2 separate regions of the Mus musculus genome follow, and region 1 is linked to region 2. The links are chromatin loops, found by intact Hi-C in ENCODE. Cell type or tissue: gastrocnemius. All regions are shown on one strand.

Region 1 (8,000 bases), 450 kb after region 2:
AGAGTTGAGGAGGGGCCCTGGGCAGGGCAGGAATGGCTCCTGGCTCCCTTCCTCATGGGTCACCTTAGCACCTGTGGCCCAGTTAGGGATTCAGGGAGCTGGATGTGGCAGGTAGGCCAGTTAGGAAACAAGAGATGACTTTGTATCAATCCCTCTGAGCAGGGTCACACATCCAGTAAGGAGAATTCATGAACAAGTCCTGCTCAGCTTGGCCAGAATCTACTCTATCTTCTTCCTTTCATCCTCTGTCTCCCAATGCAGACCAAGAAGTAAAGACATTGTGGGTGGCTGGGTCCATATCTCATCCTAACTGAAAGTCATCCATCCACCCCTCCCACCTTCAGCCCCAGCCTTCCTGCCCTCTCACCCACCCCCACCCCCGCACCCAGCTATCACCCAGTCTATGATGAGGGGCTTACCCAGGGGAGTAGGCACAGACAAAGGCTTCCATGGCTTCCTGGTCCACAAAGCATGGCTGCCGCCCACAGCCCAGCTGGCTGGAGGTAGCCCACACAAGCTGCAGAGAACGCAAGGCTCAGAAACCCTTTCAGATGGCTTTTACTCCATTCTGGGGGATCACAGCACAGGCAGTGCACACTTGGAGAAAGTTTGGCTTCAACTAGGCAGACAGATGGCTCCCTTACCTGCCCAGGGCCCTTGGAGCAGTGGCTATGCTACTAAGTGTTGAAAGGAGAAATGATTATGGATAGGTGGAAATAGTGACAAAAGAAAGACTTAGCTATCAAGGGTCTTGTGAAAGATTGTGAAAATGACCACAAGCCTCTTCATATATATATATATATATGTGTGTGTGCATATATATATATATATATATGTATATATATATATATATATATATATATATATATATATATAGAGAGAGAGAGAGAGAGAGAGAGAGAGAGAGGCATACAGGCAGACAAGCAAAGAGAGAGAGAGAGGGAAAGGGAGGGAGGGAGGGAGAAGGAGAGGGAGAGGGAGAGAGAGAGGGAGAAGAAAGGGAGAGGGAGAAGAGAGAGAGAAGGTCTCACTATGCAGGATGCAGCACTGGCCAGGAAATCACAATGTATAGCAACAGGTTGGCTTCAAACTCATAGAGTTCCATTTGTCTCTGCCTCCTAGATGTTGGAATCAAAGGTATGTTCCACCATGCTCAATTTATAGACTGGTCTTTTATGCTGGAGATTGAATCCAGGGCCTGGTACATACTAGGCAAGCTCTACCATTGAGCTACATCCTCCCAGGCCACTAGTCCATGCCTTTTTTAAAAAATAGTTATTGTTTAGGCAGGCCTCAAGCTCCCTCGAGTACCCAAGGATGACACAGAACTCCTGATCCCTCAGCCTCTAGCTCCTGAGTAGGTCATTTTGAGCCTGGACCTCAGGCATGCAACATGTCTTGCTTTTTGAAATATACATGTTAGTTTTATAATTTTAGAGCTACAGGTATAGTTCAGTTGTAAAGTATTTTCCTATCATGTGCGAGACTCTAGTTTGGATCACTAGCATTGCACAGACACAGAACTGGAGCTAGAGAGATAGATGCCTCCACGGTTAAGAGCACTGACTTCCTCTTCCAGAGGACCTGGGTTCAATTTCTAGCACCCACGTGGTAGCTCACAATTGTCTGTAACGCCAATATCTGACACCCTCACATAGACATACAGGCAGGCAAAACACCAATGCACATAAAATAAAAATGAATTTAAAATATACAAAATTAAAGGATGAGAGATAGAGGAGAGATGATAGAATATATTTAAGGCAATAAATTAATTAAAAAATAATTACATATTTCAAAACAAATGACCCAGAACCACCATTGAAAATAACAACAACAATGAAAACAACAATAACAACAACAACAAACCCAACAATAAAACCATCCTTAAGTCACATAGAAATTTGTAGGATGTAGCTGGGCACGGTGGCACACTCCTGTAGTCACATCACTTGGAAGCTGGAGACAAAAGGTTCACCAGTACAAGGTCACCCTGTGCTATAAGGTAAGCTCAAGCCCGGCTTGGTCTGCCTAAGATAATACACAGCAAGGAGTTGGATTTGGGGAGCTATCTCGTCAGATAAAGATACCTGTTTCTAATTCTGTGGGCTCCCCACCCCCAGTTCAATTCCGCAGCCCAACATGGTAGAAAAAAAGGCAATCTCTATATGTTGTCCTTTGAGCTTCAGATGTACTCCGTGTATGTGGGTGCGCGCGCACACGTGCACACACACACAGCATCAATACAAGTGAAAATATTATAAAAACAAACAAACCACAAAACAATAGGCCAGAAAGATGGCTCGCAGGTTAAAAAGGACCAACTGCACAAAACCAACAGAGTTTAAACTCTGGGACCTGTGCAAGAAGCCAGAGGACCAACTTCCCCAAATTGACCTCTGACCTCTGCATGTGTGTGGAAGCGCACACACACACACACACACTAAAAAAAAAATAGATGAGGTGCTGGGCGTGGTGGCACATGCCTTTAAACCAAGCACTCGGGTGGCAGAGACAGGCGGATTTCTGAGTTCGAGGCCAGTCTGGTCTACAAAGTGAGTTCCAGGACAGCCAGGGCTACACAAAGAAACCCGGTCTTGAAAAAAAAAAGATGAAATATTGAATTAATTAGTATTATGAAACAAAACAAAAGTAGTCTATTTACATAGTTACACACACAAATACAGAATGGAATAAGGCTCAATAAATTTAGGGAAAGATTATAACATCATAAATTACTCCAGGAAATAGGAAATGAGACAAAGAGTCTTCCTCACTTCATGGGTCAACTTCACTATCATTATATTTATACTAAAGGTGTAAAAAAAAATTTGAGAATTTTGCTTGTGTTATCCAGTGTTGTATTGCCACTAAACAGTGTCAGGTATGTTAAAAACACTCAATAAGTGTTCATGATTGTTGAATGGAGGAGAAAACGAAGAGAACTTTCTTGAGAATGATGCACCTGAACTTGAGAAAGAGGTTCATCTGGGGAGGAACAGCAGGAAAAAAAGGAGGCACAGTGCTCTGGTGTGGTAACATCTAAATCTAGACAGTGTCCTTTTAAGGATAAAGTGCAGCCTCTTGTAAGGTGACTGGGGAGACCATGCCCTCCCCTAGCCTTATCTGAAATATACTCACTTGTGTGTAGTGGGCACAGGTGGCATTGTGGGCACACTCAGCATCCCCATGTCTGTACTGCAGCCCTTCAGCAAACCAGAGGTTGACCACTTCGACAAAGGATGCTGAGCCCATGGGCATTAGCTGCACATTCCAGCCCACATGTGAGTTGTGCCCTGGGGTAGATGCCAGGTTTGGGGTGACTGAAGTGACACAAAGGGCTGCCCTGGCTTCAGCTAGCTGAGCCAGGCTCTCGCTCCAGTCCTGGGAGTGGCAAAAACAGACATCCTCAGATGATACATTCGCTTGCTCCCCCGCCAGTTGCTGTGAGACAAAAGCAACGCAGGGGAGCAAGGGCTCATTTGGCTCAACAATTCCAGTCCAGCACTGCAGGGACATCAAGGTAGCAGGGACTTGAAGCTGCTCGTTCCACCCACAGTCAAGGGCACGGAGAGAATGAAGGCATGCATGCTTATACGTAGCTCACTTTTCCCTGGTTCTACAGTTCAGGACTCTTCAGGGAGTGGTGGCACCCAGTTTTCTCTATGCAGTCCTGGCTGTCTTGTAATTCAATATGTAGACTTGGCTGGCCTAAAACTCACAGAGATCTGTCTGCCTTTGCCTCCCAAGTGTTGGGGTTAAAGGCATGTGCTACTATGCCTGGCCAGTCCCACCCCTTTTTAAACTAGGTCTTCTGACCTTAATAATCTGTGGACAGATGTGTCCACTGTCCAACCTAATCTAGACTATTATTGTCCAGTGAGATTCCTTTTCCAGGTGATTCTGGTCACGTTGGCATGATCAAAACTAACCACTCACTACAACTGGCCTTTGGACAGCACGGAAGTAAATGGGCATTGAGCCATTTCTCTATTGTCTGTGAGTGTCCAGGGGGTGCCAGGTCACATAGAGTAAAGAGTCATGCTTGCCTGCCTCATGATCAGAGCAGTGTTGCTCACGGCACAGAGCCACAGAAGGTTCACACAAGATCTAGAGCTTCCCGAGAGAGGTCAGGAAAAGAGAACTGCCTTGCAATACACACTTTTGACCTCGCCTAGGAAATAGCATTAGTCCAGGCAAGGGGATGGACTTCTGATATCATGTTCCATGTCTAATAATCTGAGCCTAGATGGTGCCCAGACCTGCAGGCTGGCTCGGCTGTGTTTTCCTTTAAGAGCCTGCCCTAGCCACAGTCAGAAGAACTCTGCTGCTCCCATCTGGCCAGATGTGATTTTTCCAGGCCCATTTGAGCAACGGTCCCCAAGAAAGGAACACACTACCAGTCAGCTAATCATAGCATCTACCTCCAGGCTGCAGAGTTCTGCTAGGTATTGCCGCTTGGAAAATCCTGGCTGCTCTGGACTTGGGCACCGGGAGGCAGAGCAGGGCAGGGGACAGAAGCAGACCCTCCCCCACCTCCTGGGAAACTGACCCTTGAGCTCTCAAGGTCGCCACCCACTGTGGCTGTCCACCTCTGAGAACTTTATGGGAGGCAGCCATGGGGAACCTTGCCCTCCCTTACCGATCCCACCCTGTTCCCAGGCCTGTTCACGTGGGCTGGGGCTAGGGGTGGCAGGGGCCTCCCAGAATATGCAGGCAGCATGTCTAAAGCTCCAGGATGATCAACTCCAACCAACCCTGCTGCAGGCTCCATCATGGAGGCTCTAAAGGGCAAGTCAGTGAATGAGTAAGGAACTTTTGAGAGGTCTTCCAGTATTTGCTAGATAAATCCTGGTCCCAAACCAATCCCCGCAAAACCCAGCGAGATTCTTCTCCCTCTCTGTCCTTCACCTCTCCCTTTCTGCTGAATTCCTTTGTGGAGCTCCTTTTCCGGGAGTGGGGAACCCTGGCTCCATCCATATCTGTTGATCTCCGTGGCGACAGGATGCCAGGAAAGGCAGGATTGTCTTCAATGCAACTGTGAGTTGCTGAGGGCCCTGACTTCCTAAACAAATGGCTTTCCCTGAAGGAAGAAGGCACATATCTCTGCAGCATCCAATGCCATGGTACCCCTGGTGAAAGGGCCTCTGGCACTGGCAAGGCCTCCTGAGATCACTCTGGGGCTCAGTCCCTCTGGCAGCCCTCTTGACACAGGGCAGTTGGGTCTACTCACCATTCTCTGCATGTTGGCTGCAGGAGGGTGGACCCGGCTGCGCAGTCGGTTGTGTGCGGTGAGGATTAAGAAACTCTCCTTCCTGCTCAGGGCTGGAGGCCAGGAGAGAAGGTTAGGCCGATGACCAGAGGCTCCTGGGACATCGCCATAGCCAGCTGAGGGTGACCCCACCCCAGGAACACAGATCTGAGATGAGGAGGGGCAGTGGTAGCTGTGTAGGAGAGAACTCCCATTATAGAGATGGAGGGAGGCCAGGAGAGAGATAGGAAGATGGGTGAGGATGGGCAAAGTGTAGAACAATGGCATAAGTGACTGGCTTAGGTGTGGGAAGATGATGGGGGTGGAGGGGTTCGGGGTAATGAATGACTCAGCCCTGGACTAGAAGCAGGCCTTTCTACCGATGTGTTTCTTTTGAGGTTTTAGCTGCAGGCTCTAACCGGTATCTTTCCTTAACATCCACCCTGGACCCATCTGCTTCATTCTTCTTCCTTCCCAGTATCCTTCCATCCTCCCCACCATCATCCTAATGCCCCCCCCCCATCATATCACATCAGCATAACACAGGGCTCAGTCCTGGGTACCTGACTTCTAGAAATCCCTCGCTACCCTCTCTCAGGCTCACAACAGCATCTCTACTTCCGTCTTTGCCCAGGTGTTCCTTACCTTGCAGAGTGGGATCTTGCTTTGGCTGGGGTGGTTGAACCTCTGTCCATGTGATGCCAAGGAGAGACAGGAGCAGAAGCAAGAGACCGAGCCATCGGCTCTGGCTTCCCAGCCACAGGGAGGGCTCCGGCTGAATCATTGGCCTGCCGGATGCTGCAGACATGGCTTCTCTCAGCTGTCCAGCTAGCCTCCCCGTGTTCATGAAGCTATTCACAAGTCTCGGAGTCAGGCTAAGCTGCCAGTCAAAAGGAGGAGGCTAGTGAATCATCACTGTCTCCAAACCAGCCTCCCCTCCTTGGTGCACTGACTTCAAAAGAGACATAGAACCCTTCTTCTAAACGCCTCCTTCCTCCAGCCTCAGTGTCTGGCCAGCCCGCTCCGCAAGAAAAAGCAGGGCAGTGTGCACTGACCTGTGGCCCCTGCTAATCATTGTAGGATTATTAGCACCCTCAGGGAGCCCCCAAAGACCCTGCTGATTGGCCTACAGACATTCCAGGGCTGTGGGATTAGCGACTAATGACTGTACCCTGGCAGGGACAGTGTCCTCCAAGCCCATGGACAGCTTCCACTCCTCAGCCCCAGTCATGGGGAGGAGGCTGGGACTTTGGCAGTGGGCCAGTAAAGCAGGCAGGACCTGGGCAGGACCCCAGGGGAGTTCTCTCCTTTCTTAGGAAGCTCATCCCAACCCCCCTAGCCATGAATTAAACATAAAGCAGGAAGTAACTATTCGCCAGACAGATGCCACCAGACGGGATCACAGAGGAACTCGCTGGGGACTGCACCTTCAGGGAGAAAGGTGTGCCTTTTATGTCAGGGCAGTGTGAGAGGATGAGGCTAGTCCCAGGATCCATCATGCTTACCCATGTGACTTTGGGCTAAGATGGGGGCAGGCAGACAAAGAGGAGGGCATGTGATGGATGCCCTTGGCTGACTTAAGTCCTGCGGTGAACAAGCCTGCCTCTAGACAAACAGTGGAACAGGAAGGCGGCAACTTGCCATGGTATTTAGGGCCTAGCTGAAGCCTGCGTGATCCTATCAGGATCACTGAGTATCTAGTACAGCCAAATCAAAAAAGGTTGACATGTAGACCATAGTCAAATGACCAGGGAGGGTACTCGGCCATTCTAGAGCACAGCCTTACAAGCTAATACTTTGTCCTTCTGAAGTTGGTGTGGTCCCTGACCCTAGAGTCAGTGCTATCTCAGATGTCACCTCTTTGGAGATTCTGCTAGGGCACAGGTGGGCTACATGGACTTCTGGAGAAACGCTGATGGGATATGAATGTCATCATGGATGTCAGGCAGTGGGGACAAGGCCAGGCAGCAAGTGTACAGTGTTGTACAATACCCAGAGTCTCAGGATCCTCTGTCTCGAATAGATGGCCTGAGCGCACCACAGTGGGTCCAAGCCATGATTAGTAACAGCTGCATTTTTATTTGTAAAAAAAATTGCTATTACATATATATATGAATACAGGTGCTACCTCATGTGTATGTAGAGGTCAGAGGACAACTAGAGAGAGAGACAGAGACAGAGAGACAGAGAGACAGAGACAGAGAGACAGAGACAGAGAGACAGAGAGAGGCTTTTCTCCTTCCACTGTTCCCAGAAGTCAGACCCACGCCATCCAGCTTGGTGGCAGAGACCTTTTCCCTCTGAGACATCTTGCTAGCTTGGTAGCCAGCCAGAGGTTACAAAGCATGTTTACAAATGTAACTTATTTGTATCATAACAACCTTGTACTGATTCCATCTGGCAGATGGTGAAGCAGGACACAGGGTGTCTCAGGGACTGACCCCAGGTACATCCCAGTGAATTCAGGGACTCTACATTCAGGTTTCCAAGTTTGTTTGTTTGTTTAAGATTTATTTATTTTATATATGTGGGTACAACGGTTACTATCCTCAGACACACCAGAAGATGGCATAGGACCCCATTACTGATGGTTGTGACCCATTATGTGGTTGCTGGGAATTGAACTCAGGACCTCTGGAAGAGAAACCCGTGTTCTTAACTGCTGGGCCATTTCTTCAGCCCCAGAGTGGATCTTTTAGAGTTCAGTTTTCAATAGTTTTGTCTCTTGCTGGTGATAACTGACTCAATC
Region 2 (8,000 bases):
AGGAGACAACTATATCAGGCTCCTGTCTGCAAGCACTTCTTGGCATCCACAGTAGTGTCTGGGTTTGGTGTCTGAATATGGGATGGATCCCCATGTGGGGCAGTCTCTGGATGGCCTTTCCTCAGGCTATGCTCCACACTTTGTCTCTGTATTTCCTCCCATGAGTATTTTGTTCTCCCTTCTCAGAAGGACTAAAGCATCTACACTTTGGTCCTCCTTCATGAGCTTCATGTGGTCTGTGAATTGTATCTTGAGTATTCCGAGCTTCTGGGCTAATATCCACTTATCAGTGAGTGCATACCATGTGTGTTCTTTTGTGACTGGGTTACCTCACTCAGGATGATATCTTCTAGTTCCATCCATTTGCCTAAGAATTTCTTGAAGTCATCATTTTTAATAGCTGAGTAGTACTCCATGCACTTGGAATTCTAAAAGCCTATCAATGTGGTGCCCTTTGAGAACCCAGGCAAAGTTAGGTACCAGAGCTCTGAGTGCTACTCACATAATTGGAGTTCCTGGGCATGGCCTAGAGTGGTTTGAGGCAATTTGTGGAGTTTGGAGTTTGGGCTCAGTCCTGCTGTTCATAAGCAGATTGCTTAGACCTGGGGTCAGAGGCTGGTGCTTGCTACGTTCTGCCTACAGACTGTTCTGGTCTGAATCTCAGAGCAAGTTCACGATGAAATTTGAGTTTCTGTAGAGTTATGGCTGGGGGTGCCACATTCCTGTTCAACAAGAGCCAACCCCTCCCCACCATCCTGCTGGCATGCTCACCAAGGCTTCCCACACCAGTACCCCCACTGGCTTTGTTTGACTCCCCTGTCTACCCACTGTGAAGATTGCCTTTTGTTTTTGTTTTTTCGAAACAGGGTTACTCTGTGTAGCTCTGACTGTCCTGGAACTCATTCTGTAGACCAGGCTGGCCTCAAACTTAGAGATCTGCCTGCCTCTGCTTCCCAAGTGCTGGGATTAAAAGTGTGCACTCTTGCCACCCAGCAAAGATTACATGTATGACTTCTGGTTGAATGTCTCTGTGCCTTGGCTTACTGTTTATTTATTTATTTATTTTTAATGTGCCTTGAAAACATTATGCTGGGTGAGAGAAGCAGGCAGCTATGAAAGGCCAGAAGTACTGTGTCTCTAGCGACAGCAGATTGTGGTTGCCAGAGGTTGAGAAGAAAAAGCTAGAGATGGAGTGACAGCTCAGAGGCACAGGGTTTCTTTAGAGCTTATGGAAATGCCTTAAAGTGATGGAGCTCTACAAGTCTACACGTGATAAAAATCACTGGGCTGTGTACTTGCAAGTAAGACTGGCGGCTTGTAGATCATATCTCATCTTTGAAAGTAAGAAGATAGACGGTACATCATTGGGAGAGGGCACTTACTAATGGTCACAGTTGTCACCTACAGTCAGGTCCCCTTTTGTCCCAGCCATAGCCAGTGAGTGCTCAGTATGGTTTTTGGTTAGGGAGCAATATCAGACTTTTTGTTTATTATGTGAATGAGTGTTTCCCCTGCATGTCTGCACCGTGTGTGTGTAGTGCCCATGGAGGCCATAAGATAGCCTGGAACTGGAGTTACAGTTGTGTGCTGCCATTTGAGTATGGGACTCTAACCCATGTCCTCCGGAAGAGCAGCAACTGCTCTTAACTGCTGAGCCATCCCTCCAGCCCTTAGGTTTCTTTAATGCAATATTTTTATTCCTTGATAATGTCATGCATGTGTACCATGTATTTTTACTCTACTCATCCCTGGCTTTGTCCCCTAACTCAGTGTGTGTTCTGTGAGTTAAATCCCAGGCCTTGTCAGAAGACAGTTGGCCTGGCCTCAGAGGCCTGTGCTCATTTCCATTCAGTTTTCTGGTGATGTGTGAGCAAATGGAAACCAACTTACTCTGGCACTCGGTGGAGCAGATGGAGACATACTTACCCAGATTCTCTTTGGGAAATCACTGCATGGATGTGCCATCTGAATACGGATGTCAGTCACAGGGGGAGCTGAGACAGAGAATTGTATTTGCCCCAGGCATAGGCTGCAAGCTTCACAACAAAGGCATGAGTGTCAGCTCTGGCTTACCTTTCTCCTCCTCGGAGCCAGAGGGAGCCAGGCTCCTCAGCCAGCGTGCTGAGTGAGCAGTGTCTTGGTGGCGTGCGTAGAGCGCATTATCTCCTGGTTCTGACTTGAGCACCTGCAGTGCAGAATATGTGCTACTCCTTATCCAATTCTCTTTTTAAAAGTGAAGTCCTTGTGATTCTTTCCCAAAGCTGTGTGGCCTTGGGTTGCTTAGCTTCTTCATCTGTAAACTAGAGTAAGTGCCAGACTGGGCGGCAGCTTTTAGGTTTCAGTTTGAGTACCCATTATCTTAGGATTATCATTTGCTGTGGTGAAACACCATGGCCAAAGCAGCTTGGGGAGGAAAGGGTTTATTTGGCTTAGTTTCCACGTCACTGTTTGTCGTCAAAAGAAGTAAGAACAGGAACTCAAACAGGGCAGGAACCTGGAGCTGACTCAGACCATGGAGGGGTGCTGCATACAGGATTGCTCCTAGGGGCTTGTTCAGCCTGCTTTGTTCTAGTACCCAGGACCACCAGGGGTGGGGTGGGGCGTCCCCACCCACAATGGGCTGGTCCCTTTCTGCCTGATCATCTGAAGGTATTTTCTCAACTAAGGTTCCCTCCTCTCAGATGACTCTAAGCTTGTGTCAAGTTGACATAAAAGTAGCCAGTACACTAGTGTAAACAGCCAGTGCTTGCCTGGTGGGCAGTAAATTCTTTATCTCCACAGTAGAAGGCTTAATTCAGAATGTCTTGAGGATGTAGCTTGTCTGCACTCGCTGTGTGTGTGGAGGGGAGATGTCTAAACACTGAGCAGCAGGTGGATGGCCTACAGAAAGGGCTTGTTGGACCATTTTTTCCCAATATGTAGGGAAACCAGGCAGTAGCAGCATCTCTTCTTTGGAGTATAGAACAGTAAATCCTGAGTCCTTTGACTGGGTCACCTGACGGGCTGAGTCTACACAAGAATTGTTATAGAATGTGGTCACTTTCCAGCTAAAAGGGCCTCTGGAGAGAGGAGGAGGAAACTGTGTTACAGTTTAAAGGACATAATACCTTGTTGATGTCAAGGGTTCAAACCTGTGATCCTGAGAAGTGGACTTACTCTCCCTAAGGTTGTTCAGATCTTGAAGTTGAGGATGATGTAGCTACAGTAACTGACCAGGGAAGTCTGCAGCATAACGAGAGTGCTTGCTGACTTACCAAGCCTTGTATAGCCTGTGATGTCACCATACTGTGTTCCAGAGCCTGGAGGTATCAGTGCAGGCTGGGACTATGTAGCACACAGTGTGGCTCCAGGTTTTTTCTTGGCTGATAGCAATCCAAAAATATCCTATGGAGCTGTAGTTCCCTCTGCCAAGGGAGCAATCAGTATAGCAGCTTCTTTGATATCATAGGCAGTTGTTAAACTCAGTGCTAGCCCACCCTGATGCTTATGTCTTTTGGGCGTCTCTACCAGACTCCTATACCTCCAGCCAATTGCAAGCAGAAGCTCTTAAGCCACTAAAGGACATGGTGCTACCAGGGAATCGGCTTGTTGAACCTTTTTTTTCCCAATACTTTGTAGGGAAACCAGGCAGTAGCAGCATCTCTTCTTTGGAGTATAGAACAGTAAATCCTGAGTCCTTTGTGTCATTGAAGGACCCCAGGGATAGGAGAGTTTCTAGGCCAGATATTAACTTCAAAAATGAGTTCAGCCAAAGACCCCCCACTTCTATCTCCCAAGCAGTAGATGAAAGCCGAGGCAGCCTGTTGTCTTTGAAGAAGACTAAGCCTGAAGCTGGGGAACCTGCTGTTGAACTTCACTTACTCTGCTCCCCTTGGGGTTGCTTTTCTTCTCTGCACTGTCCCTGTGAAGTCATGAGACCAAGGCACTGGCTGGCTGAGGGCACAGTTTTAGAGTGCAGCTGACCCTCAGCAGGAGCACTTCAAGTCCATGGTGTGGGTGTGTGTCTGTGTGTATGCGCGCGCGCGAGCAAGTGCATGCACGTCTCTACAGTCAGCAGCCGTGGCTATAGAGGACTGGGCTCTTCTCAGTGTGCGTTTTGAGTTTGCAGGAAAGGTGCCGTTGCTCGTGCTAACTTGTGGTAAGGTTAGAAGGGCCTCAGCACTGTCAGAAGCTACATCAGTTAACCCCCAGGTCATGTTTTCCCATGCAAGCAACATGGCAGCACAAGGCTTCACCCATATTTGCCCTACAGCTGTGCCCTCATCATCTCTGCCAGCCTTCGAAGACTGACTCCACTGGCGGGTGTTTACTGATTGGCCAGCTGTTGGATGCAAAAAATTGGTCTGGAGACCGCTGGTACTAGAATTGCAAAGTGGGCAGTGCCCAAAGCCCTGATCAAGCTTTATGGAGGTAGAAGGTGGTAGATGGTGGCACCAATCAGTACACTTCTGGGCACTAAGTGCTTCTGAGTGCCAAGGAGGACTAACACCGCACACCATGAAAGTGCAGGAAGGTGTAGAGGCAGGGCATCTGAGGAGGACAGGCCTGAATGTGAGAGGAGCAGGCCCCCTAGGAAGCTGCAGCTGGTGGAAGTGGGAGAGGGAAAGTGGGCAGGCTAGAAAGTCATGCGGCCTGTTTTGACTGCTAAGGGTGGCCTTGATTCATGAAACAAGATTGGCCCAAGGGTTGCCCTTGTGCTGTTTGAGCTCGTAATACTGATGAGAAGGTGCTAAAGTAGTTTCCCCTCCAGGGGGCGCAATTGCTTTGCACTTGTTTTCCCAGAAGATACCGAAACTTATACTTAATGTAATGGTCCCTGTGGTCATGGGTCTTTAATGGCCTTTGTTGTGACCTGGGGTGACTGAATTAAGCCCTGATAAGTTTCCAAGTTGGTGGGAGAAAGGTGCCACTGAGCTCATGAATTGCCCCCACCATCCATCTTCTTTAAAACCTCCTGTTATTGAAAGTAGTGGCTCTGGCACCAAGGCCACATGCCTTCTCCCCTTCCCTGTAGATCTTTGTGGGAGCCTGTGCTGTCTTCAGAGCTTCCTTACTGCCTCTCAAATTCATCCCCCGCCCCCCAACTACAGATCATTCTTCAGGATCCCATCCAGCCGCTGCAGGCCACTTTCCATGGCTCCTCATGGCCACCAGAGGGAGATGGGAGGGATTGCTTTGCCAAGCCTTCAGGATTGCCAGCTGTTTGCCCATCTTGCCTCAGCCCAGATGAACACCTCCTCACACTTCCGAACCCTCTCCCAGGCATACTCACATAGGACCACAACATAACTCGCCGATTAGACCCCAGCTTTCCTGCCTTCCTCACCTTGCTGTCCACTCTTGATGGGTTTGTACTGTCATCCTCCACCTACCCCAGCAGAGCATCCTTCAGAGCCAGAGAATGAGTCTGTGCAGGGCTGACATCTGGGAGGAGTGCTCCCCAGCTGCTCCATGAATGTCCAGGAATCTGTAAAGGACAGGAGAGGAGCATGTCTCAGGGATGACTGGGAGGGAGACTGGCTCTCCTCTTGAGTCCTGGCCTAGCCTGGACGGTATCCACATTCCAGGTGCTGCTGCGCCTTGTGCAGGCAAAAGCAGAACTCAGCTTCTGGGCAGGAGTGGGAGGCACAGTTACTCACTCTCAGTAACTGTGTGTGGTATAGCCCCATGTTCTTGATCCTTCAAGAAGACTCACGGGTTCTGGATCTCTGTGGAATTTAGAAAATGCTTTTCCATGAGGAACATTTAAAAACAGGCCAAAACCAAGTCATTTCCTTTTTTTTCTTTTAATATACTTAAAAATTTATTAGGCAGTGTGAAATTTTCATCTCTTAGAATTAAAAGGATTGCTACTGCATTGGCCGGGAATCGAACCCGGGCCTCCCGCGTGGCAGGCGAGAATTCTACCACTGAACCACCAATGCTCCAGCTGTGAGCAGCTGTGTGGCACCTCCCTATAACCTCATCCCTGGGCCTCCATGTGTATATGTTGAGTCATAGCCCAGTTTATGATACTGCCACATCAGCTTAGCTTCAAGAAGAGCAGCAAGCTCCAGAGCCAGAAGGAAGTGAGGGGTGAGTGTAGGTCTGTGTGCATGTGAAGTAAATTTGCCTTTGGGCTTTGAGACAGGAAAGAGAGCTCCACTCCCTCCTCAGTCAGCAGCAAAACACAGAGACTGTGGGCGAGCCTCCCCTCTGCCGTGGAGCTGGTGTGCTGCTCTCAGTTTTCACACTGCGTTCTGCTGGCGACTGGCCCAGACCAAGGGCAGCACTGTGGAGTTCTTTCAGGTGGAGATGAGGAAGCCAGACTCCTGCAGCCAGTCACACTTGTCAAAGAGCCCAGCAACTCCCTATGAACTCTGAGCAGAAATCTGTAGTCCTTGGGCTGCCTCAGGCCTTGTTTGGTTGAGGGACCAGGCTCCTCTGGCATGAGTTCTGTGAGGAAACTGACCAGAAAGGGACCCACACACCCCCCAAACAAATAAACAGTAATAAAGCAAATAAATTTTAAAACATAATTTTTTTTTAAGAAAAGAAAACAAGCTCTGCATTGGCCGGGAATCGAACCCGGGCCTCCCGCGTGGCAGGCGAGAATTCTACCACTGAACCACCAATGCTCCAGCTGTTTGGTGTGGTGTCTGTAGAGCTCTTCTCAGGGCTGTTTCATTGAAGAAACACTGGGCTTCACCTGGCTGGTTTGTCCTGTTTGGGAAACCGCACAGGATTGGTTCTTTCCCAACCTTCTTATAAGCTTCTGAAGTCAGGGCCTATGATCTGACAGCTCCTCCCACTTAAAAGCCCTTGAGTCATCTGTAACCCATAATGATGTCCTTTCCTACTGTACATGATCCTGCCTTCCCATTTCTTTTCAGTAGGCAAATGGAGCAATACACCCACCTTCCTTTCCCTGGGCATTGTCTGTTAATGTTTCTAAAGTAATACCTCAGATGGGACTGCCCTGTCGCCAGTCTCCTGGACAGAGATAGCGTATTCTGTTTCTGTGACATCACTACTCTATTTTGCTACAATTTTGTGTTTGTGATTTGATTTTGCCATGTGTCCCAACATAGATACAGAGGAGTCCTCAGATGCATGAGTGCAGAACTGAGCAAGTGTTTGATAAAAATGGGTATTAGCTTTTTTTAAGACAGTAATTTACATTCTCTCAGATTCCCAGAAGTAAACTGGCCCCACTACTCCTCACTGAACGCTGAGCAGGGCAATGGTTAGGACCTACCCAGCAGCAGAACCGAGAGGACCTGCCCTGGAGCCCAGACAGCAGAAGTAGCCCGGGTTTGTGTGTCCCATGCTTTCTCTTTCCTCTTTCCAGGCTGGTGCGGGACTTTGTGGCCCAGAACAACACCATGCAAATCAAGCACGTGATCCAGACCCTGTCTCAGGAGTTTGCCCTGTCCCAGCACCCCCACAGCCGGAAAGGGGGCCTCATCGGTCTGGCAGCCTGCTCTATTGCCCTAGGCAAGGTATGTCTTCATTCTGATTGAGGTGACCAAATACCTTCCTACCTGAGCCTCAGCAGGACCATTACAGATGTGTATTTTATCAAGACTTCTGCATTTAGGACTACTAGCAAATATCACCGTGTGGCCTGGCAGCCATGTCCCCATAGTGTGGTTCTACTTCTGGAAGGTTGGCTTGGGATGAGTGTTTTTAGCTCAGCTCTCACAGAGGCCTGAGCGTCTCCAAGGGAGGGGACTAACCCTTCTGACTAGTCCTGGCTGCTCGTTACAGGACTCAGGGCTCTACCTGAAGGAGCTGATAGAGCCAGTGCTGACCTGCTTTAATGACGCAGACAGCAGGCTGCGCTACTACGCTTGTGAGGCCCTCTACAATATCGTCAAAGTGGCCCGAGGTGCCGTGCTGCCGCACTTCAATGTTCTCTTCGATGGACTGAGTAAGGTAACTTCTGATTCAGCTAAGAACAGCCCACCTACCTGACTTGACTTTCTAGGACCCTGAGAGAGAGCTTGGGACAGATGCAG

Evidence for each region. Peaks named below come from ENCODE experiments on the same cell type or tissue, not always from the same donor. Only the 100,000 strongest peaks of a DNase experiment are listed, where the experiment ranks them.
Region 1: a loop joins it to region 2, with 3 times the contacts of the local background. A loop is called at or near these places in 6 of 42 quality-filtered maps.

Annotation. Positions count from the first base shown.
Region 1 is chr8:111,075,607-111,083,606 of GRCm38, forward strand. It overlaps Clec18a (C-type lectin domain family 18, member A), which reads right to left and starts at 6,102. Exons shown (of 12, transcript NM_181549.3): 1 at 5,897-6,102; 2 at 5,234-5,325; 3 at 3,142-3,384; 4 at 420-517. The coding sequence starts at 6,035. In gastrocnemius, a CTCF peak has its summit at 4,345; a DNase peak (open chromatin) is centred at 6,489; H3K27ac peaks cover 1,302 bases.
Region 2 is chr8:110,624,700-110,632,699 of GRCm38, forward strand. It overlaps Vac14 (Vac14 homolog (S. cerevisiae)), which reads left to right. Exons shown (of 19, transcript NM_146216.3): 2 at 7,331-7,481; 3 at 7,750-7,917. It overlaps n-TGgcc11 (a tRNA gene), which reads right to left and starts at 5,924; the gene lies at 5,854-5,924. It overlaps n-TGgcc10 (a tRNA gene), which reads right to left and starts at 6,617; the gene lies at 6,547-6,617. In gastrocnemius, CTCF peaks have their summits at 4,741 (motif pointing right) and 5,156 (motif pointing right); DNase peaks (open chromatin) are centred at 1,994, 4,750, 5,156, 5,514 and 1 more place; H3K4me3 peaks cover 740 bases; H3K27ac peaks cover 2,039 bases.